Linked DNA regions of Mus musculus: all the other regions are linked to region 2. Evidence: chromatin loops called from intact Hi-C (ENCODE). Cell type or tissue: gastrocnemius. All regions are shown on one strand. Each heading gives the region's core, and the rest is flanking DNA. Links, peaks and the distances in the headings are about the cores only.

The links. Peaks named below come from ENCODE experiments on the same cell type or tissue, not always from the same donor. Only the 100,000 strongest peaks of a DNase experiment are listed, where the experiment ranks them.
Region 1: a loop joins it to region 2, with 8 times the contacts of the local background. A loop is called at or near these places in 30 of 42 quality-filtered maps.
Region 3: it touches region 2 in a loop (13-fold over the local background); 9 of 42 quality-filtered maps call a loop at or near these places.

The regions. Positions count from the first base shown.
Region 1 is chr15:7,806,051-7,813,156 of GRCm38, reverse strand. It overlaps a transcript of Gdnf not described here. Among named protein-coding and RNA genes, the nearest start is that of Gdnf, 5.9 kb to the left of the region's middle. In gastrocnemius, for the core only: CTCF peaks have their summits at 207 (motif pointing right) and 2,975; DNase peaks (open chromatin) are centred at 176, 2,084, 2,487 and 2,805; H3K4me3 peaks cover 3,109 bases; H3K27ac peaks cover 1,107 bases.
Region 2 is chr15:7,456,327-7,463,459 of GRCm38, reverse strand. All of the region lies in intron 2 of Gm41262 (a long non-coding RNA gene), which reads left to right. Among named protein-coding and RNA genes, the nearest start is that of Gm41262, 8.4 kb to the left of the region's middle. In gastrocnemius, for the core only: a CTCF peak has its summit at 3,171 (motif pointing left); a DNase peak (open chromatin) is centred at 3,172.
Region 3 is chr15:8,062,607-8,069,739 of GRCm38, reverse strand. The region is part of intron 5 of Wdr70 (WD repeat domain 70); the gene reads left to right. Among named protein-coding and RNA genes, the nearest start is that of Wdr70, 33 kb to the left of the region's middle. In gastrocnemius, for the core only: a CTCF peak has its summit at 4,253; a DNase peak (open chromatin) is centred at 3,998; H3K4me3 peaks cover 857 bases; H3K27ac peaks cover 564 bases.

The DNA.
Region 1 (7,106 bases), core at 1-5,000, 350 kb before region 2:
TCTGCTAAGTGAACCCCATTCTCTCTCGGACTTGGAAAGCCGGTTCTACTCTGCATCTGGGATCAACTCATCCCAGCGGGGCAGAGGGATCGCTCTGTGCATTTGGGCACCAGGTGGGACCTAGGACGGGGGCTGAAGGATGCTCAGAAAAGCCGCGGTAGGGACTGCCAAATCGCCGCTCACCAATTCTGAGTTCCCGGCACCAGGGGGCACTAGAAACCGCTCGGGCCTTGTCTTCCCGCGGCGGGTAGGCTGGATTGTCATTTAAAAATATAAAACAGTAGAAGAACCAATGTTTCTACCACATATCCCCATACTAGTGCAGGGACCTATAGACGTCCTTATGTGAATCCTCACTTTTCGGGTTTCTATTCTTTGATTCTCTTTCCCCATATCCTGTCTCCTCATTTCACCTGAGGTGGTTGGCAACCTACTTTTAGACCCCCTAATCCTCTATCACCTAGAAAACTCTGCAGTGGGTGGCCGCTCCCTGCCACCAGTGCCCCCCCCCCCCCCGCACATTTTGGGGCTAGCAGGCTGGAAAGTTTGTCTGGGATTTGCTTTCAAGACCTGGTGGCCTGGGAGGAGAGTTTACTATAAATTCGGGTGTTTCCTGTAGGGTCTGGGCAGAAATTACTAAAAGATCTGTTGCTTGTATTCACTGTGCTCAGTGTCCTTGACTGAGGACGCATTCTCTTACCACTGCCCTATAAGTGGCCAGCCCAAGATGGAGAAAGGGAGAAAATATGGGATGCTTCCCGGGGAAAAAAGCCAGGGGTGGTTCTGTTTATTAGAGGAGCCAAGGTAGAGTTCTAGGCCCCAGAGCACAAGAATCTCGTGCAGATGCGGGCTAGAAACGCCGCGGGCTAACCGGACACTACACACTTGTCACTTGTTTAAAAGACACCTCCCCCACCAAAGCTCAGAGAGAGGGAGGGCATGGTCAGGGCAAGAAAGAAACTGCGAATCCGTCTTTGGAGGTTTGGAGAGAGGAGGAGCATAATTACTGGGCTAGTTGCATCTTAAACACGTATTCAAAACACCGAGGAAGCGTGAGTCGAGCGCTCTCTAACATATTCCCTAAAGGAACTGGCAGAGTTGCCTTTATCCCGGTCAAAGAGCACAAACTTGGCGAACTCAGGGCTAAGTTAGACAAGCTTCCCGTGGTGTACCCATCCGCCCTGCAGGCAGATTCTGCTACAGGCAAGATTGCAAGCAGGGAGGAACCTGTTAAAGTGCCTTCCTACTCCCGATTCATGGGTTCCTTTTCCCTGCGTGGGGCTGGAAACCATCCCCATTCAAAATCTGCCTTGAAGTGGTACAAAGTAGTGTGTGGGTGGGGGTGAGGGGGTGTTGGGGGAAGAGACACAGAGTGCCAAAGAGAAGAGGAAGAGGTAATTAAAACAATCACCCCAAGGCCTGGCGGGGACCTGGAGGGTTCCTAAGAGTCTTTCCAGACAGAATCCTAAGGCCGAGGCGCTCGCTGTAAGGAGCTACTTCCCTAATCTCGACCCCGCATAAGGGCATTTACAAAGTTGAAGCAAAAGGCCAGAGGAGGGGAGGAATTCCGCTTTGCAAAATCTCTCTAGAGGAGGCGAGCCCTCTATTTTTAGGTTCACAGCACCTTTGCAGCCCTCCTTCCCAGGGCTTAGCTTTCTCCCAGAACAGACCCAAACAAGCTCAACAGTAAGTAACATTCCGAGCTATGATAACGCTGCAGTTGCACTCTGGAAAAGACGCTGGCTGCGGTGGGTTAGTAGCTAGCCAAGTCTCGCACGCTGGGTTCCAGGACTGTACAGAGCGAGGTAGGGGAATTACCCTTCTCTGGCTTTTCAGGGTTCCAGGACACCAGGGTCTCTGTCTGTACTTTTTTTGTTCAAGCGGAAAAGACAACCTATCCTCCGCAAGTCTAGCCTCCCTCCGGTTCCTAGCCTTCCTACTTTACACTCGGTCGCCCGCTTGGGGTCCAGCCGCGCCCTTCTGCCTTCAGACGACGCAACCGCCGCCCGCCCTGTCCCCTCCAGCACGTTTCCCTCTCTTACCTCGGATCCGGTCTCCGTAGACCCCCAGTTGGACATTAACTCCAAGTGGCCCGAATCCCATCCAGGAGACCCATCCGGACCTCGGGCAGGAGCGCGGGGCCCCGCCCAGAAGGTCGGGAGCAAGAGCACGCAATCCAGGGGTCGCGCCGGGCAGCGAGGACACGCAGGAGGCGGCGGCCACCGTGCCAGCCGCCGCCGCCGCCGCCGCGAGGAGGGCGAAGGCTGCCGACACCTCGCACACCGGCCTCCTGGACCCCAAGAAGACTAAGTCTGAGCAGCCGCCCCTGCCTTGGCTGAGGAGTGGCACGGCTGCGCGCGCGGCGCTCGCTCTGGGCTGGAGCAGCACGGGGCCCCGGGCGCTGCGGGTGGCTCCGAGGCGGTCGCCTCACTCTGCACCTCCTCGGGGCGCGGTGGCTGCGAGTGCGAGGCGGGCCTGTCTGATGCTGCCGAGGTCTTGCCTGGAGATCCGAACGAGACACCACGTCAAACCGCGCTGGCAGTCCCTTGAAGACATGAGGGCGCCAGGAGCGCAGGCTGGCCGTGGAGAGCCCGGGCCAGAGGGCCGGGATTGGGGAGTAGGGGGGCGCCGAACCGGGAGGGGGGAGGGGAGGGGGTCCGGCGGCAACGGCGGCCTGAGTGTGGGGGAGGGACGGAGATCCGGGCAAAAGGCACCGGAGCTGCGGGAGCCCGGTGCGGGGTGCGAGTGGGTGACTCCGAGAGCCTCTTCACGGGGCTTGCAGGAACCGCGGCGGGGCTCGCGTTTTCTAGCAGGGTAGATCCACAGGAACGTGCGCTGAGCTCGGCTCACAGCAGCCCCAGGGGGCAATCGCAACTTGGTAAAAGCGTCTGGCGCTCCGAGGGAGGGCGCTCTGCCTGCTGGAGGCTACCTCGGCGCTTTCCTCGTCCCCTTCGAAGGCTGTCCTTCCTCCTCCGAGTGTCCTGCCCTCCCGGTTTTCTGCAGGACAGAAGGCAGGGGCGAGAAGACAAGCAGCCTGCACCGAGAAGTTTTCCCAGCACCGAGAAGAAGAAGCGCGGAACAGCCGAGAGAGGAGAACAGAGTGTTTGCCAGGGCACGCTGCAAGTGGGGATGCATTTATAGAGCTCTCACTGCGTGACGTGCCCTCCAGTGGCTTTTCTGATTCGCTTTCTGACCTAAACACACATTAGTTTAGTCCCCAGGCTAGGGCCAACACGGTCTCCAAATATCTGCTGGCTGAAGTCAGAGGCTTTGCATATCATGTATTACATGGCCGGCAATGAAGAAGGCTTCTGAGGTTGGCCGGCTTCTCAGACCTAGGCTTCATTTCCATGCTGTTGTAATACAATACCAGACGTGGGGTAGGCACATACATTCAAAATCACAATTCCAGAGGCGTAAGATCACTTGATCAGGGAGAGGTCAGGGAAGGTAGGGCATAAACCTGCCTTTGTTCAAGAGTTTTGAAAAAGTTATTTGGCGAACCTAAGCAAGGACTGGGTGCAGTTTCCAGCGAGAGGGACTCAGCCTTCCTTCTAGCGCTCTGAAAAAAGGGGGAGAGGACAGACCTTTTTCTGCATTTTCTCCTGTTGGTTAGCTGAACACCAGAAGCCAGGAGCCTTCTTTGTAGAGGACAAGAGGAGGACAGGCTCTTGCACCCTTTGCATATGGCTGAACTGTAAATACGTCCCATCCACATAGGTATGGAATCCGGTCTGTCTTTGATATGTGCTAAATAAGGTAGGTCTCTGCTAGGGAAACCTGTTTACCGGCAGCCACCGACCGGGCTTGAATGTAGTAGGACCTCCTTAATTTTATTAGTCGGAGAAGGTGAAAGCATAAACAGGCTCAATTGACATCTACACCCCTCTCCTCTTATGACTCATCCAGTTGTTGGGGAGTATGTGTTCTGGAAGAAGCTGAGACAATAGATAGGGGTAATGTGTGTGGCAATGTGGGGGGGAAGATGACATATTATTACAAGTACCCAGAGTCAAAGATCAGCCACTTTAGAGGCTTATCAGTGAAGTTATTGTGGGCAGGGAAATTGTTCTTTCTAACTTACTGTGATTGAGAGATTAAACCTAGTGCAAACCAGCTCTTTCAACAACACCTTGCAGGGAAGCAAGGATGCTCTCTGTTGTCTACAGAGTGTGATGGGTGCTTCCTTCTTTGATAGATGCATAGTAGCAGTGTACATGGGCTTAGAAATGGGCTGAGGGAAAATGTATCCATGTTCAGTCCAGCATTATTTTGGAATCCAAAGCTGACTTGAATCAGTGCTGGGTTTTTTTTTAAATCATATATGATTTTTAATTTTTTAATTTTTCATTTTAAAGCTTTTCACTAGGCAGGCCCGAAAACAAAACAAAACGAAACAACAGCAACAGTAACAACAAAACGCCTGGACTTATTTAGCTCTTGCTGTGTGCTAGGCCTTGAGTAGTGTGTTGATCAGGTGAGGGGCTCCAGGGGACAGTTGCCACTGAGTTAACTGTGGAAGGAAGGCTGACCGGAATCTCCTCCACTCAGCCACGTGTCACCCAAAAGCCTTCCGGAAAGGCCACTCAGCCAGGCCTCACGAAAACTGGATTGAAGTCCAGGAACTGGAAGGTCATTCAGGATGCAGCTCTGGGCTGGGGTTATCCGTCTGCCCCCTCAAAACCAGGCATCTGCCTGTCCCTACTAACGGGGCTTAGCTGCCTGGACTATTCAGCTCCTCGCTCACTCCCTGATTTCCTCCTGGTGTTCTTTGGCTTCTGCTCCTGCTACCAACTGCAGAGCTCTCTGTTGATCTCCCATTTAAACTTCTTTAGTGCAAGTATCTGCTGCTAGGCACTCACAAAACATTTGAGCTGGACTGAACTTCTTAATCAGGCCTCCTCGGAGATGCCAGGTCGCCCTGGAGATGCGCAGACCTCAGATCAGGTGCAATGCCTGGGCCAGCCATCTGAATCCAAATTGTTCATGTCTCAGAAACAACAGCTTCGGCCCTTTGCTGAGGGCCCTGTCTGGGGTCCCTTTCCACTTTCCTTGTACAGTGGTTGTTCACACAGAAAAAGCTGTGTCAGTGGCAGACACTTGGAGTCTTAGCTGTTCCTCTGTTCAACAACTTCCTTCCTTCATAAGCTTACCCGTTCATATTAGTTTCTTATCACTGAGACCAAATGCTTCACAAGAAGCAACTTAAGGGAGGAAGGATTTATTTTGGTTTTATGCGAGGTAGGCACCGTGGCTGGGGCTCTAGCTATGGTCGCAAGAGCTTGAGGCATAACATATCCGTGGATCAGGAAGCAGAGATAGCCCACAAGCTTCATTCTTATGACACTAGAGCAGTATTCCTGCCCTGCTTAACTGGGCATAAAGTCCAGTTGGTTCTACAAGCTCTCAAAATAGAACTTCCAGTGTTTAAACACAGGGGTTTTGGGGGGTGGGGGCTTTTACACTCATACCATAGCATCATCCACAGACATGTGCACTTGGTGTGGAAAATAAAGTGAGAACTGGTTTGATGGGCGTGTACATGATGGGCTCATGTGCTGGAGTTGTACTGTATGCTGCTGGCAGAAGCCCTGGAGAAAGCACAGCACATACTCAGATCGCCCTAGGCCCTGGAGTGGAGAATTCAACATCTCCCCTATGCCTGCTTAAAGATTGATTTGATTTTTGTTTGTGTGTATGGAGGTGCTATACACCAGGATAGAGTGTTGGGCTCGGGAAGAATATCCACTATTCTTAAAATTAAAGCTTGCTTGCTTGCTTGCTTGCTTGCTTGCTTGCTTGCTTCCTTCCTTCCTTCCTTCCTTCCTTCCTTCCTTCCTTCCTTTCTGTCTTCCTTCTTCCCTCCGTCTCTTCCTCCCTTCCTTCCTTTCTTTTTTCTTTTTATGAGACACTGTCTCTCTGCTGTCCAGGAACTTACTATGAGACCAGGCTGGCCTTGAACTCACAGAGTGTTGGAATTAAAAGCATGTGCCATTATGCCTGGCGAAACTGAAAGCATTTAGCTTTAGAGTTAAAATATTTTCAACACCAGTCATGTCCAGGGTTACTCCAGGTACACAGGAGCAGAGCACTTTCTTCTGAAATGAACACTTCAGACACAGGAAAGCTAGAAGTAGACGTTTGGTGTCTTGGGAATAAGTATATGGCTTGATGTTATAACTTCTGCACCCCAAGAAATTGAAAGGGAAAGACACACAGCTCTGAGGTTCCATCATCTTGAGGACACAGGGTATGCTGGATTTGAACCTGGCCCTCCTCACTGTCTGGAAGACACCAGTTTGCAGGACTGTTCTGGCTTCCTTAATGCCCTCTAACCGAACAGCAGTAACAGCAGCTGTGAATTCTTACTTTGTCCCCAAATCTCTGCTTTTCATCTAGAAAACCCTGCTTAAAGATCAGAAGGAATAAATGTTCACATTTATTCTGGCTAATATTTGAAGCCCTGGCTAACTTACTACGTCACTCTACCTTCCTGGGGATTTCTCTGGATCTCTAAGTGAACCATACCTAAACAAAGGTCTGTGTTCCAGGGTCTTAGGTCAGTGTAGCACGTGAGTATGGAAAGACCACAGCCAAGTAAGACTCTCTCAGAGGAAGGCAAGCAAGACTCACACACACTGTGCCTGCGTTCTTACTCAGAGCTGTAGAGCAGAGGGGTGGGCAAGCCTGTGGTCGCCACTCACAGACAGTCCCAGGAGAGTTCTCAATGGGATTTCTCAGCTGCTGTGCCTATGACCTGAGTACCTGGAAACTTGGGGTCGTGATGGCTGAAATGGAAGCCATCATTAAGCAGGGCAATTTCCTTTTCAAAGTCATTGCTTTATGGGGCAGGGATTTGTCCCGTGCTTGCTTACTCCTGACCTGCCATTTTCCCTGAAGATATTCTTACTCATGACAAGAAGATAAATTTGTCTTTAGGCCACCTAAAAAAGAAAAAAGGAAAAGGTACTGCAATAGTCTTTTATTTTTATTTTTCCAAAACGCTGAAATAAGACAATCTCTTTGGAGCAAACTGGTTTTCATAATTAGTCAGTTATAGCTTTGGGAAAGAGTTACTGATGAGGTCTAGCAGTTTCTTCGACAAG
Region 2 (7,133 bases), core at 797-5,796:
GCAGAGATTCTTGACCATGGATGGCCACTGACCGTCTCCCCTGGGTGGGCCCTACACAGCAATCAATAGTTGTCCTGGGCCCCAGCCTCTCAGGATAAGGCTCAGGAACTATTGCTTTCACCTTGTAGCCCAAGTAATTCTGTGTACCCTGGAGTTTCTTTCCACAGGCATAGGCGCTAAGCAATTGGCTGAGTAGGAGGAAGAGAATCTTTGTCCTCTGGTCTGCAAGTGCTGCTAGAACTCTACAGCCTCATCCTTAAGGAAAGAATCTCAACCTAGGCCACCAATGTCACACACACTGCAGGGCCCATACCACTAATATTGTCCCCTACTGCCCTGTTTCTTAACCAAGTTTCTTATCCAATGGCAAGTGCATCTTGACTTCTCTTCCTTCCTTCCTTCCTTCCTTCCTTCCTTCCTTCCTTCCTTCCTTCCTTCCTTCCTTCCTTTTCCTCCACATTCCCTCTCAACTCTCATACTCACCCTCCTAAGCCGTTTTCCCTCTTAGCCTGGTCCCGTCATGATGTCATTTGCAAGTCAGGAAGAGCAGTAAAGTCAAGCCATCTCTTTTATACCTTCCGTGTTGATGACCCCTTTATCCTGAAAGGCTTCGCCCACTTTCTATCCCAGCATAGCTTCACCCACCACTGAAGTACAGCCAGCGGCTCGGGAGGACGAGCGGCAGCTGTTGCTCTGTTTCGGGCAGGAAGTGAAGAAGAACCTGATATTCAATTAATACAGCAGGGGGAGTCCAAAGGGACAGCGGGGTCTAATGGAGGCCGACGGCTTGGGAGGGCAGCCGCCTCGGTTCCATTCCCGTCGCCGCCCCGACACCAGCCAGTGGGGGTGACCTTGGGTCTGTCACTAAAAGTGTCTGGGCCTTCGTTTCATCTGAAAAATGGCAGTGATGATACCTGTGTCCTCGCTGGAATAGTGACGAGGATTAGGGAGATTAGAAAAACACACGGGGCTCTTTGATCCCTTCAAAGTGGGCAGTGGAGGATGGGTAGAAGCAGAAAGCCATCCTTGGCTGGTGAAACTGGCTGCCAGTTGCAGGGTATGATGGGAAGTGTAACAAAGTTGTCAGCCCTGAGATTCCTATCCTGCAGCCTGTGAGTCTCTCTGAAGCCCCCCTGTCCCATACAGCCTGCGGAGAGCCAGGTCCAAGTACCAGGCATGACATACACAATCAGTAGCAGACTCCAGCCTTGCCACGGCCTATGCTGAACTCCTAAGCGGAGAACACATCGCCTAGTTACTGAGCCTTGAGGCCAGGAAAATTTGACAGGAAGGGAGTATAGGTGCAAAGATGGAGAGAACTCAAGGTCAAGATGATTATGGTTGGAGCAGGACAGATAGGGCATGACGGAGAAGCGAACTGGAGCAGCGAGGCCTCCATTACAGATCACGGGATGAAGCATGACATGTCGGTGCTTGTTTCTGAACTGGAGTGAGAGAGCCTCCCAGGCAATGGTGGGCCCTGAGACCCCCAAGAGCAGCATCCTTTCACTGACCTTGGTGTCTGTGAAAGCAGTCATCTTTACCCACACATCCATCATCTTGGGGACAAACGTGGTACTACTCATGGCCCACGGCTAGTCAAGTCGGGCTATCGTTTTTAGTGTTGGATTTCGTGCCAGGCTAGGGAGGGGAGGTGGAAAGAACAACACAGTCCTGGGGCTTGAGGTCGAGTCTCAGCCTCTTCACTTTGATTTGGGGACCTTGAACAGTTAAAGCTCTGGGAAGGCCTGTTTCACCATCTGGAACCTGAGATGGTGCGTCCCTGTCCTTGTACCTGCCAGAGTATCAAGTGAGGGGTTGAGAGAAGTGGCAAGGGGCACTGAGTGTGGGAAAGGGCCGCACAGGGGTGAGGCAGTACAGGCCGAGTTATGCTGCAGTAACAACACAGCCCTGATACTCACTCTTAATTCAGTGTTTCTTCCCTATTCTCCCTGTCTAGTACAGGCCAGACTGGGTGGGGAGGGTGGGCATCGCTGAGCTATTTGTAACCACAGAGGAGCACAGAAATGTGGGCAGCCATCAGCTAACGGGTCAGAGGAGGAAAAACAACGTGCAGTGTGCGTTCAGTTGTATCTCACCAGCCAGCCAGAGTTATTTGGAGGTCAGGTAGGCAAGGATGTGCCATGCTACAATGGAAGGTTAGATAAGATGTGGTTCCTGACCATACACAACTTACTGGCGCTTACTTCAGACTCCTAGCCAGGGGTCTCTGCAGCATCGCTCAAAGAAAGATTTCTCTCCTGCTGTGGACCCCACCCACTCCACCTGCTGGGTACCACTCTCTACTACTGCATTCTCGGTTTTGCTCAGAAGCCAGAACATTAACTGCTGCCTCAGCCACTGCCATGCTGGCTATGTGGTAACCAAGATTTCCTGTTCTTTCTCTGTCTTTCACCCAGAGGAGAGGCGCCCAGGATGCCCTCCCCAACTGCAGCTAATTGCATCCTGCTTGAACACAGTTAAGAAGACTAGCCTTCTGCTCACTTGGAGGTCTTCTTGTGCAAGACCCCTGCTGACCCCTCAGTGGTCCAAGCTCAGGTCTCTGACTACTTCAGGGAAGAAATGAACTAACTCAAGACAGCTTCTGCTTCTTCCTCCCTCCCTCCTCAGAGACACTTCCCTGTCCTCCTTCCTCCTGACCACAGCCACCCCCATCTAAGTAGTTTCTGGCCACCTGGCCTGAGACCCATCCAAGCCTTGACTTCTTCCTTCTTGAGTCATGACACTTCCTTCTTGGATACTTTATCTGGGACTCTGAAACATAAACAAAGACTGATGTAATACTGTAGCCACAAGAACACATACCATACATCACTGTATACTGGGCTCTGTTCTGGATGTACAATGAATACTAATTTGTTACACGTTCGCAGTAAGCCCACATATAAAGTGGATGTTATAACTGTCTCCATTTGAGGTTAACTATAAGTGCAGCCAGTCCACAGCTAGAACATAGAAGAATTGAGCTTCCATCTAAGTCACGTGACAGCAGAGCGCAACCTGAGTTATTCCCACTGTGTGGTGACTTATCCAATGTTTGGGAGAAACTGTTAGAGATGCAAGCAAGAGTTTGTTCTCTGAAGCTTATTTCATGGATGGCAGGAAGAGCCTTCCCAGTGTATTAGGAGGCCGTGGCTGCCCTCTGCTGGTTATTCATGAGCATTGCCACTCGGGCACATTGAGCTGAAAGACAATTCAGAGAAACTGACCAGATATCTTACATGCAATTGGCATATTAACTATTTCCTGCCCCACCCCCACCTCCACCCCCAGTTTGGTGCAGTTTACATTTGGTTGCTTCCACCTCACCGCCTGCGGGTGAGATGGGGGGAACAAAAAGCAGACAGCCAGCTCTTCACCTCCAAGAGCAAGCAAAAGCAAACCACAGTTATGCAACTATCAAATAGCAAGTCTATGTGTTTACTGTCACGGGAATTACTGCACAGTGCTCCATGCCCAAGAAATGTCATCCCAAACAGATGCAAAAGCACATTTTGGTCACTTATAGCTAAATTAGTCTAAAATGCTTTCTAAATTAATCTGGGTATGTTCTTCTCCTGATGGACATTGTGTGCAAGGGGGATACTTACAATTCAGCTGTTTTGAATTAGCTATAAATACTATGCCATTTTTCTTCTTTTTCTTTGATGTAGAAAGATGGAGGTAGCTGTCTCTGATTTTAGTTATCACAGAGCTTGTCCTAAGAAATGGGCCTGGAGGAGCCTGGAGTGCTTAGAGTCGTTAGCACTGGAGACAAGTTGGATATTGCTCAGTACCTCTTCCTGTGGAGAAGGACAGGAAGAAAAAAGGACCATACTCCAGATCAAACTCTAGAGGTTGTTCCCACGGGCTTCTCCGGCCAAAGCCTCGGGTGACCCGAGGAGATTTGGGTCCTTGAGTTTGGTGGGCTTTCAACTCCCTGGCAGAGCCACTTGTAGACCCTAGCTTGTCTAGAGCCCTCTTCTGAAGGAGAGGAAGTTGTGTGCCTACAGGACATAAATCACACTGCCGGCACATCATTTACTAACAGAGCATGTGTGTAATGTTTCACACCCTGCCAGCACGTTCTACTTATACAAATGTGGAAAGTATAAGAACTGTTGATGTGAGGACTTAGAAATGCAGACCCACTTCCAGGACTGCCTGACGATCTACCGCTGAGTGTCCAGCTGTCTGACACATCTACGTGTTTCTTGTCACGGAAATCGCTCTGTGACGCTAGAGACACAAGAAATATCATCTCAAACAGATGCAGAAGCACATTTGGGGTCATTTATAACTGAGGGTGAACTGCTTTCTCAATTAATCCAGGCATTCTCACATCCAGCACTAGAGTAACTTTCTCTTCCATGTTTCCTGGTTCTAATGTGTGACTGAAAGCTGTGGTCTTAGCCCCTGGTGAGGACCAAACCAGGAAACACAAGCAAAAGATAAAAGAGCAGAGAGTTCATTGCTTGCACAGGGAAGGCCCCAGGGCTGATTCACGAAGTTAGTGTCTCTGTAAAGGAAAGAGTTGTTTCTTTAAGTTGGTGGAATATGTATTAAATGATATTGACAGTCCACATTGTGTAGCTGTATAATTCATATAGAAAGACCCATCATCACATAGAGGCGGCACACTACTGAGCATGCTCAGTTCATGTTCCTGTAGCACGGGTTTAAAACTTGGCGAGAGAAACTCCTCTTGGCAGATGATTTAGTGTTCCCGTGAATGAAGAGTAGTCTGGGTCATCTAAAAGCTAACAGACAGACACTGAAAACATGTCTGGTTCCTTGTGAGTTTCTCTGGAAGGGCTTTATCTGAAATAAAAGTAACAAAAGAGGCAACACTGACAAAGTATCAACAGCTATTTAAAAGGGGGAGAAGCCCTAAAATCCGTGACAGACTCTAAACAAACTTGCCTATCTGCTACCCAATTTGATGCCTCAATATGGTGCTCTCCCTAATCCACCTCTGCCCTGCTCTGGGATTCAAATTGTATTCTGTATGACCCGATGTGGCTAATTCTAGCTGGTTATCTCTCAGTACCCCAGACAGCATGTGACCATTTGTGTATTTTCAGCTCAAAACCTCTGAGGTACCTCAGATCTAGTCAGTCACCAGCAGGTCTCGGTTCCATCCTCTTCCTTCCTCTACTGTCTTCACCCTGACATCACAGTGCCGTGGACCAGTACCAATGAGGCACAAGTTCAAATCCCAGTACCAGGGAGACACAAGTTCAAATCCCAGCTCCATTATGCATTACATGAGTGAATGTGGGTATTTTACTTATATCTTCAAATCTTATCTGTGTCGTGGAAACAATTAATATGTATTTCTTTTTTTTAATATTTTTATTACCTATTTTCCTCAATTACATTTCCAATGCTATCTCAAAAGTCCCCCATACCCTCCCCGCCACTTCCCTACCCACCCATTCTCATTTTTTTGGCCCTGGCGTTCCCCTGTACTGGGGCATATACAGTTTGCGTGTCCAATGGGCCTCTCTTTCCAGTGATGGCTGACCAGGCCATCTTTTGATACATATGCAGCTAGAGTCAAGAGCTCCGGGGTACTGGTTAGTTCATAATGTTGTTCCACCTATAGGGTTGCAGATCCCTTCAGCTCCTTGGCTACTTTCTCTAGCTCCTCCATTGGGGGCGCTGTGATCCATCCAATAGCTGACTGTGAGCATCCACTTCTGTGTTTGCTAGGCCCCGGCATAGTCTCACAAGAGACAGCTACATCTGGGTCCTTTCGATAAAATCTTGCTAGTGTATGCAATGGTGTCAGCGTTTGGATGCTGATTATGGGGTGGATCCCTGGATATGGCAGTCTCTAGATGGTCCATCTTTTCGTCTCAGCTCCAAACTTTGTCTCTGTAACTCCTTCCATGGGTGTTTTGTTCCCAATTCTAAGGAGGGGCATAGTGTCCACACTTCAGTCTTCATTCTTCTTGAGTTTCATGTGTTTAGCAAATTGTATCTTATATCTTGGGTATCCTAGGTTTTGGGCTAATATCCACTTATCAGTGAGTACATATTGTGTGAGTTCCTTTGTGATTGGGTTACCTCACTCAGGATGATGCCCTCCAGGTCCATCCATTTGCCTAGGAATTTCATAAATTCATTCTTTTTAATAGCTGAGTAGTACTCCATTGTGTAAATGTACCACATTTTCTGTATCCATTTCTCTGTTGAGGGGCATCTGGGTTCTTTCCAGCTTCTGGCTATTATAAACAAGGCTGCTATGAACATAGTGGAGCATGTGTTCTTCTTACCGGTTGGGACATCTTCTGGATATAGGCCCAGGAGAGATATTGCAGGATCCTCCTGTAGTATTATGTCCAATTTTCTGAGGAACCGCCAGACTGATTTCCAGAGTGGTTGTACAAGCCTGCAATCCCACCAACAATGGAGAAGTGTTCCTCTTTCTCCATATCCTCGCCAGCATCTGCTGTCACCTGAATTTTTGATCTTAGCCATTCTGACTGGTGTGAGGTGGAATCTCAGGGTTGTTTTGATTTGCATTTCCCTGATGATTAAGGATGTTGAACATTTTTTCAGGTGCTTCTCTGCCATTCGGTATTCCTCAGGTGAGAATTCTTTGTTCAGTTCTGAGCCCCATTTTTTAATGGGGTTATTTGATTTTCTGAAGTCCACCTTCTTGAGTTCTTTATTAGATATTGTTGGATATTAGTCCCCTATCTGATTTAGGATAGGTAAAGATCCTTTCCCAATCTGTTGGTGGTCTTTTTGTCTTATTGACGGTGTCTTTTGCCTTGCAGAAGCTTTGGAGTTTCATGAGGTCCCATTTGTCAATTCTCGATCTTACAGCACAAGCCATTGCTGTTCTGTTCAGGAATTTTTCCCCTGTGCCCATATCTTCAAGGCTTTTCCCCACTTTCTCCTCTATAAGGTTCAGTGTCTCTGGTTTTATGTGAAGTTCCTTGATCCACTTAGATTTGACCTTAGTACAAGGAGATAGGTATGGATCGATTTAATATGTATTTCTTGTAAAGTTGGTTCTGACCTCAATGAGATGATGTATATTAATATATACATTACCATATACATATCAATGAGATAATGTATAGCAAATGCCTGGTTCATGGTCAGTGATTTTCTTTCTC
Region 3 (7,133 bases), core at 1,248-6,247, 610 kb before region 2:
CTTCAGACACACCAGAAGAGGGCATCAGAACTCATTACAGATGGTTGTGAACCATCATGTGGTTGTGGGATTTGAACTCAGGACTTTTTGAAGAGCAGTCAGTGCTCTTAACTGCTGAGCCATCTCTCCAGCATGATTCTTTTGTTTTGTTGTGTTTGTTTTACAGGAGAATTTCAAGTAAGAGGTCTCAACAGAGAATGTGCATTTTAAATGCTTCCTTTAGGGACAGTGACACTTTAATGAAACAAGTTATAGCAGTAAATAACATAACTTTCCCTCAGTTGAATTCGATTAATTTTTTTTTAAAGGAGGTTTTATGGTAACCCCATTGTTTCTAAAACTAACATGCAGCTAAGTGCCCAATTCTCTTATGGACATGTCTGAATCTTCCATCAGAATAGGCTAAAACAGAAGCCCCGAATGACAGCCCAGTCAGACTTTACTTCCTTTCGCCTACTAGATGTCTCTGACAAAGGAGTTTGCTGGTTTCCAGTGGATCCCAGTCAAATCCTCAGTGCCCCTTTTCCGTCTTCCATGTTGATTAACATTTTGTCTCACATTTCCCTTCCTGTTGGTTAGTTTTCTGTCAACTTGACACAAACTAGAGTCATCAGAGAGGAGGGAGCTTCAGGTGAGATCTGGGTGTCAGGTATGGAGGTCATTTCTTTAATGTGGGAGGGACTAGCCCACTGTGTGTGAGGTCAAGTGGAATTGAATGTTTTTATATTAAAACTGTTACTTTTTTGGTATTCTGCCTTTTTTTAGTTTTGTAATCATACATCAGAATGGAAGTAGAGATTGAGTGCTTGATCGTGGCCAGCACGGCTCTGGCGGGGCTCGCCCTTCTTCCCCGTTCTCTCTCTTGCCTTTAGAGCACATTCCTTTTAAAAAAAATGATTTATTTATTTATGTATTTATTTTATGTATGTGAGTACACTATAGCTGTACAGATAGTTGTGAGCCTTCATGTGGTTGCTGGGAATTGAATTTTTTTTGGACATCTGTTCGCTCTGGTTGGCCCCGCTTGCTCAGGCCCAAAGATTTATTTATTATTATACATAAGTACACTGTAGCTGTCTTCAGACGCACCAGAAGAGGGCATCAGATCTCATTACGGGTGGTTGTGAGCCACCATGTGGTTGCTGGGAATTGAACTCAGGACCTTTGGAAGAACAGTCAGTGCTCTTACCCGCTGAGCCATCCTCCAGCCCTAGAGCACATTCCTAAAGCTAGCCATCAAGGTCCATTCCCTCATTTTGACCACTTCCTTCTCCTGAGGCTGACTTCTAAGGTCCAGCTATCAAAGTATTGAAGTCTAGCAATCAAAAGCCCCTTTTGGCTCACCTAATTAACAAGCCCAATTAAAATTAAACACCTCACCCTAACATGGGGTTTCCTCTTGTACCTTTATAAACTGCCATTTTCCTTTGGGTCACATCTGACTCCTGTATCCAGAGGCAGTCCTTTGTCCCCTACTCTTGGACCTCCCTTGTTCCCTTCCCCTTCTCTTTCTTTCTCTGTCTCATGGCCTTGTTTCTTATTCTCTGTTCTTTGTCTCCTTGGTATTGAGAAGTTGATCTTGGGGTGTCCTGAGTTGATTGGATCATTTCAGAGATAGAAAATGAAGAAATGTAGGTCAAAAGGTTTCTGTAAGAACCAGGATCCCAGCCTTCTTTATAAATGCAGTTAGTGATTGCTAGCGCTACCCTAAGGGAGAATGAGATGGAATCCTGTCCCTATGTCCTAACCACTTCCCTTTGTAAAGTGAGTTTTGATGGCTAGGGCTGGACAGGGAAGAGCTAGAACAGTGCTAGTTAGGACCATATAGACTGCACTGGGACACTATAGACTGTACCAGGACACTATAGACTGCACTAGGACACTGTAGACTGCACTAGGACACTGCAGACTGCACTAGGGCACTATAGACTGCACTAGGACACTACAGACTGCACTAGGACACTACAGACTGCACTAGGACACTGCAGACTGCACTAGGACACTGCAGACTGCACTAGGACACTACAGACTGCACTAGGACACTGCAGACTGCACTAGGACACTGCAGACTGCACTAGGACACTACAGACTGCACTAGGACACTGCAGACTGCACTAGGACACTGCAGACTGCACTAGGACACTACAGACTGCACTAGGACACTACAGACTGCACTAGGACACTACAGACTGCACTAGGACACTACAGACTGCACTAGGACACTACAGACTGCACTAGGACACTGCAGACTGCACTAGGACACTGCAGACTGCACTAGGACACTGCAGACTGCACTAGGACACTACAGACTGCACTAGGACACTACAGACTGCACTAGGACACTACAGACTGCACTAGGACACTGCAGACTGCACTAGGACACTGCAGACTGCACTAGGACACTGCAGACTGCACTAGGACACTGCAGACTGCACTAGTAAAGTGTCAGTGCATTGCCTTTTTTCCAGCCCACACTGCCCTGGGACATGGAAAAGCACCCCCCCCCACCCTTTAATTTGATGATCACAGCTTTGAACCCCTGTGGCTGGCTCTCTCTTACTTTTCTTTTTTTGTTTGTTTGTGTTTTGGTTTTTCGAGACAGGGTTTCTCTATATAGCTCTGGCTGTCCTGGAACTCACTCTGTAGACCAAGATGGCCTCGAACTCAGAAATCCGCCTGCTTCTGCCTCCCAAGTGCTGGGATTAAAGGCGTGCGCCACCATGCCCAGCTCTCTTACTTTTCAATGGGGAAATTTAACCTAGGGCCTCTGTGCAAACTGAAGACCTGACTGTTGTGTGGTATGTTTTCAGGGCAAGGGTTTATTGTAGATATGAGGGAGAGGACAGCTAGAGGCAGCTGGAGGCCAGCATGAGCTTTGCAGTGCTCATAGGCACCACAGGTAACCATATGTCCCTATAAGGGAAATGACTTCTTTGGTAGATGGGAGACAGTTTCACAAGTTCCTAAGGAATGCTGGCTTTTATCTGACTGCCAGAAATCCTCTTACAGTCCAGGTTGAGCCCATCGTGGATATTTGGATAGCCTTTTGGAGTTTCCTTTGGATTAGACATCCTCACTGCCCATGCTGGGCAAGCATTCTGGCAAGGGTCAGCATCTGCAACCCTCTTAAATATGTGCGTTTCCTTCAGTAGTTAGCTAGCATTGTGGTTGCCGTCACTGCTCAAGCTAATGCATTAGAAATGTTAATATATTATTTGCTTTTAATGTCAAACTTGCTTTTTACTCATTCTTTATTAGGCTTTGCTTATGTGGAGGTTAGTGGTAATTGTTCATTCAAATAGAACTTGAGGATTTATTTATATTTTTCTTCGAATTAAATAAACAACAACAGTTTAGATGGAAAATGTCAGAGAAAAGAATTGAAAAATCATATTTTAAAAATTTCCGTTTGTACATAATCTTATCTTTTATAAGGCAAAGGAGGTTACAACACGTAATGGAACGGACGGAGACTTTGGAATTATTGCGGGTTTCATTGTCCTCAGGTTTCCGTTGCTATCCTGTTTCACATTACTACAGAAAATGGCCAGTTTGAGTTTTATGACTGTAACTAAAGGCTAAATGTAACAGTGACTTTTGAGTGGTGAACACCTGTTATCCATGAACTTTGTCTGACTCCCTGGCTGGCACGTTCTTGGTAGATGACAGTCCAAGTTTGGGCCACCACTGTGTTTCTCTGTCTTCTGTCTGAAGCCTTTCATCCCCTTGGCCTTGCCCACTGCCAACCACCTGTATCCGTCAGTCTCCTCCTCATGGGTAGGGAAAGAAAGGGTGAGGATTGGAAGTTGCGGGGGTCTCGTCAAGTCTTTCTGAGGCGCCGTGACAGTGAAACAGTTCACAGGAGCAGAGTGAGGGTCGCCGCGTGTGACCGGACTGCCCTGAGTCACTGCCATCCTCTGCTGTTTTAGACTGTTAATTTACTTGTAAATATGGTGAGTGTGTGCATGTGTGCAAGCAGGAGCACGTGGAGTCAGAGGCCAGCTTTGAGGAGTCGGTTCTCCCTGCCACCACCGCAGTGGTCTTGAGCTTAGGTTCCGAGGCGTGGCGGTGAAGCCCGCTCCTCCTGACGGTCTGCCAGACCTGTTGGTTTCGTTATCGCTTTTGGTCAGTTTAACTCGAAGTTGACTTTGAAGAGTTGTTTTATTTTTAAAACACCGTGAGGAAGCTTACTGACTTTTAAGTTCAAAGGATAGTTACTATTTAAAACGTTACACCTGCGAAGTGCTGTCAGCAGAGGCTGCTAGAGGCTTTCTTCTAGAGAACTCTGTTTCCACTGGGCTTCACTGAGGGTGAAGACCTCATTCTCCGAAGTGGGCACTAGGGGGAAGGAGAGACATTTTTATTCCAATTGTCTCCTATTTAGAGAGGAAGAGAAAGTGTTTTTTTTTTTTTTTTTTTTTTTAGAGCCAGGTCTGGCTGGCCTTGAGTTTGTGAATCTCCCCTTTCCCTCCCATGTGCTAGGATTACTGGTTCACACCATCGTGCCTAGCCAGACCTTTGATAAATAATAACTTCTATAAACTGTCACAAGTGACTTGTAGACTGAGACAAAGGCTGGAATAATTGTCTCGTCTTAGAGCGTTTTAGCTAATAGATTCTTATTTAGGGTACACTTTATCGGCACATGGGCACTTTATATCATGATGTTATTTGTAAGGTCAGAGGATACTCATTTCTCTACTCACACTAAACAACGGAAGTCTAATCTTGTCATGTCCCTACTCTCAAGCCTCTAGTTCATGCCTATCATTTGTAAGCAGTCCAGGTCCCTTGCCTTGGCCTCTGAGGTCTAGCTTAACTTGATTCCTACAGAAATTTTAGACTTTATCCCCTTTATTTTCCTGACCTGTTCATGTCTCTCTAGCTATGTTGTCCTCTCTGCTTTCCTTTAAGCAGCAGAATGGTCCAGGTGGAGCCTCTGCTTTTTTCTGTCCTGTATCTGCATGGTGCCCAAAGCTCTTGGTGCCCCCTTGTCTCGCTTGGATCTTTGCTTCCGTTGTAGTTCAAGTCAGTGACCCCTTGGCCTACTGCTCTTGTCCGTGCTCGACAGTGCTTCAGTCTTCTGGAGGTCTTGACTCCTGGCCCGTTGTCTCTTTTCTACCCAGAGTAAGCATTCACATTGTCTTGGGACTACTCTATCTCCAGTGGCCATAAAGGTACCTGGCATCAAGGAGGCCCCTCAGAAATACTGTTGAATGACAGAATGGCCGTTCTTGCTACTGGTCACTTTTGTCTCTAGGTACTTCACTAAATCATGCCAAATCTGGTCTCTTCTCAGTTTTGCTTAGAGGCACTCAGGCAGGATGACTCTACCACAGTTATCTTGGCAATGCCATTTTAAGCCCTTATCCAGTCAAGTTCTTTCTGCCTCTGAGCAATCTGATTTTGTTCACCAATCATCTAGTAACCTTCTGTTGAGTGTACCACGATCGTCGGGACCCTTTCTCCTTTCTTTTCCCTTCCCCTCTTCTATTCGTTTTAAGTGTGCATGTCTGTGTAGTGTGTATGTATGTGTGTGGTGTCTGGTATATGCACCTGTATGTGTGCTCTGCTCTGTCATACTCCACCTTATTCCCTTGAGACACTCACACTCACTCACTCACTCACTCACTTGTTCTCTCTCTCTCTATCTCTGAATCTAGAGCGAGGCTTACAGGCAGCAGTCCTCAGGAGTCCTCTCATCTCTGTCTCACAGCGCTAGGTCACAGGGTTTATTTTTAATGTGGGCTTTAAGTCCAAGTCCTTATGCTTGCCTAGCCTAGCTCTCGCTCACTCAGCGACTTCACTAGCCCCTTTATTCTCAGTGATCAAGGTCTTCTGGGGAGGGTGCACTAGTGCATGTAGATAATACAAGGCATATTTCAAATACAATTTTTTTAACGTGTAAATATCCAAACCTACATTGTGGTAAACATCTGTCAAGATAATGTGTATGTGAATTGCAAATGTTGCTGATGTAAAGTTTCACTATGTATGTGGAAATGGTGTTTGAGATGTTCTCTGCTTCATCAAAACCATGTCAGAGGAGGACCTGATTGTGTTAGAGTGGCTAGTTGAAGAACAGCATGGTTGAGTGTGTTAGAATGTATGGGCTAAGAGGCTCAGAGGGAGCTGCGTGAGGGCTTTCATGACCTTCCGTTTTCTATTCTGGTGGTGCTTGCCTGGAATCTCAGGACTTGAGCCATGCTGCAGGAGGATTAAGAGTTCAAGGCCAGCTTTGGTAATAGTATGAGTACAGCCTTGGCTACAAAAGACCACCTCGCAGAAATACAAATAGAAAGACAGAAGAACAAAACCAAACAAGATATGAAAACTATAACTGATCAAACAAAAGGTAGCTTTTTAGATAATAATCCTGCCAAAGTAAATTATATAAAATTCAGTTCCCATGTCATAATAATGTTACTTTGCAATCCATAATTCATTGTGCACTCGGTTTGGAGGGTGGCTTTCAGGAGTTAGTTCTCCCTCCCATCCTGTGGAATCTTGGATCTACCCCAGTATACCTTTTCCCCCTGCAGGGCCTCTTCAGCTCCTAAATATGATTTAGTTAAAAAGTTCACTGTGTACTTTAAATGATAACTTAAAATTCTGTTTTTAGAGGAAATACACTTCTATCTAAAAGTTTAGGTTTCTTTTTAAGATTTTAATCAAACCTTGTGTTTTTCTGAGAAAAATGTGGTTTTCCATTTGACCACCTCTCATGGTCATGAAAGACTGCCTTGGGCATCTGGTTTGTATCGTCTCATTTCTCCCCACAGTGCGCCTTGTCCTCTGACTCAAGACCTTCTTGGCTTCTCTTCCTGTGGCATGCCCTGTCTGCTCTCACTGAACCTTCCCCATTGCACCTAAGGATAATTCCTACCACCACCATCTTTTACACTGTGTTAAATTCCTTTCTCTTCATCTTTTATTCTTGTTTTTGCCTCTTCCAGTTCTTGTTCTCTTCCTGTATATTCCTCATCTTTTGGCTACTTTACTTATGTTTCATTTTACCGTAAAAGGTTTCATTTGGGTGTGGGTAATCAGGGTCCCAGTATGTAGCTGAGGCTGGCATTGAGTTTGTGATCTTCCTGCCTCCGCCTCCTAAGCGTTGGTATTACAGGTTAATC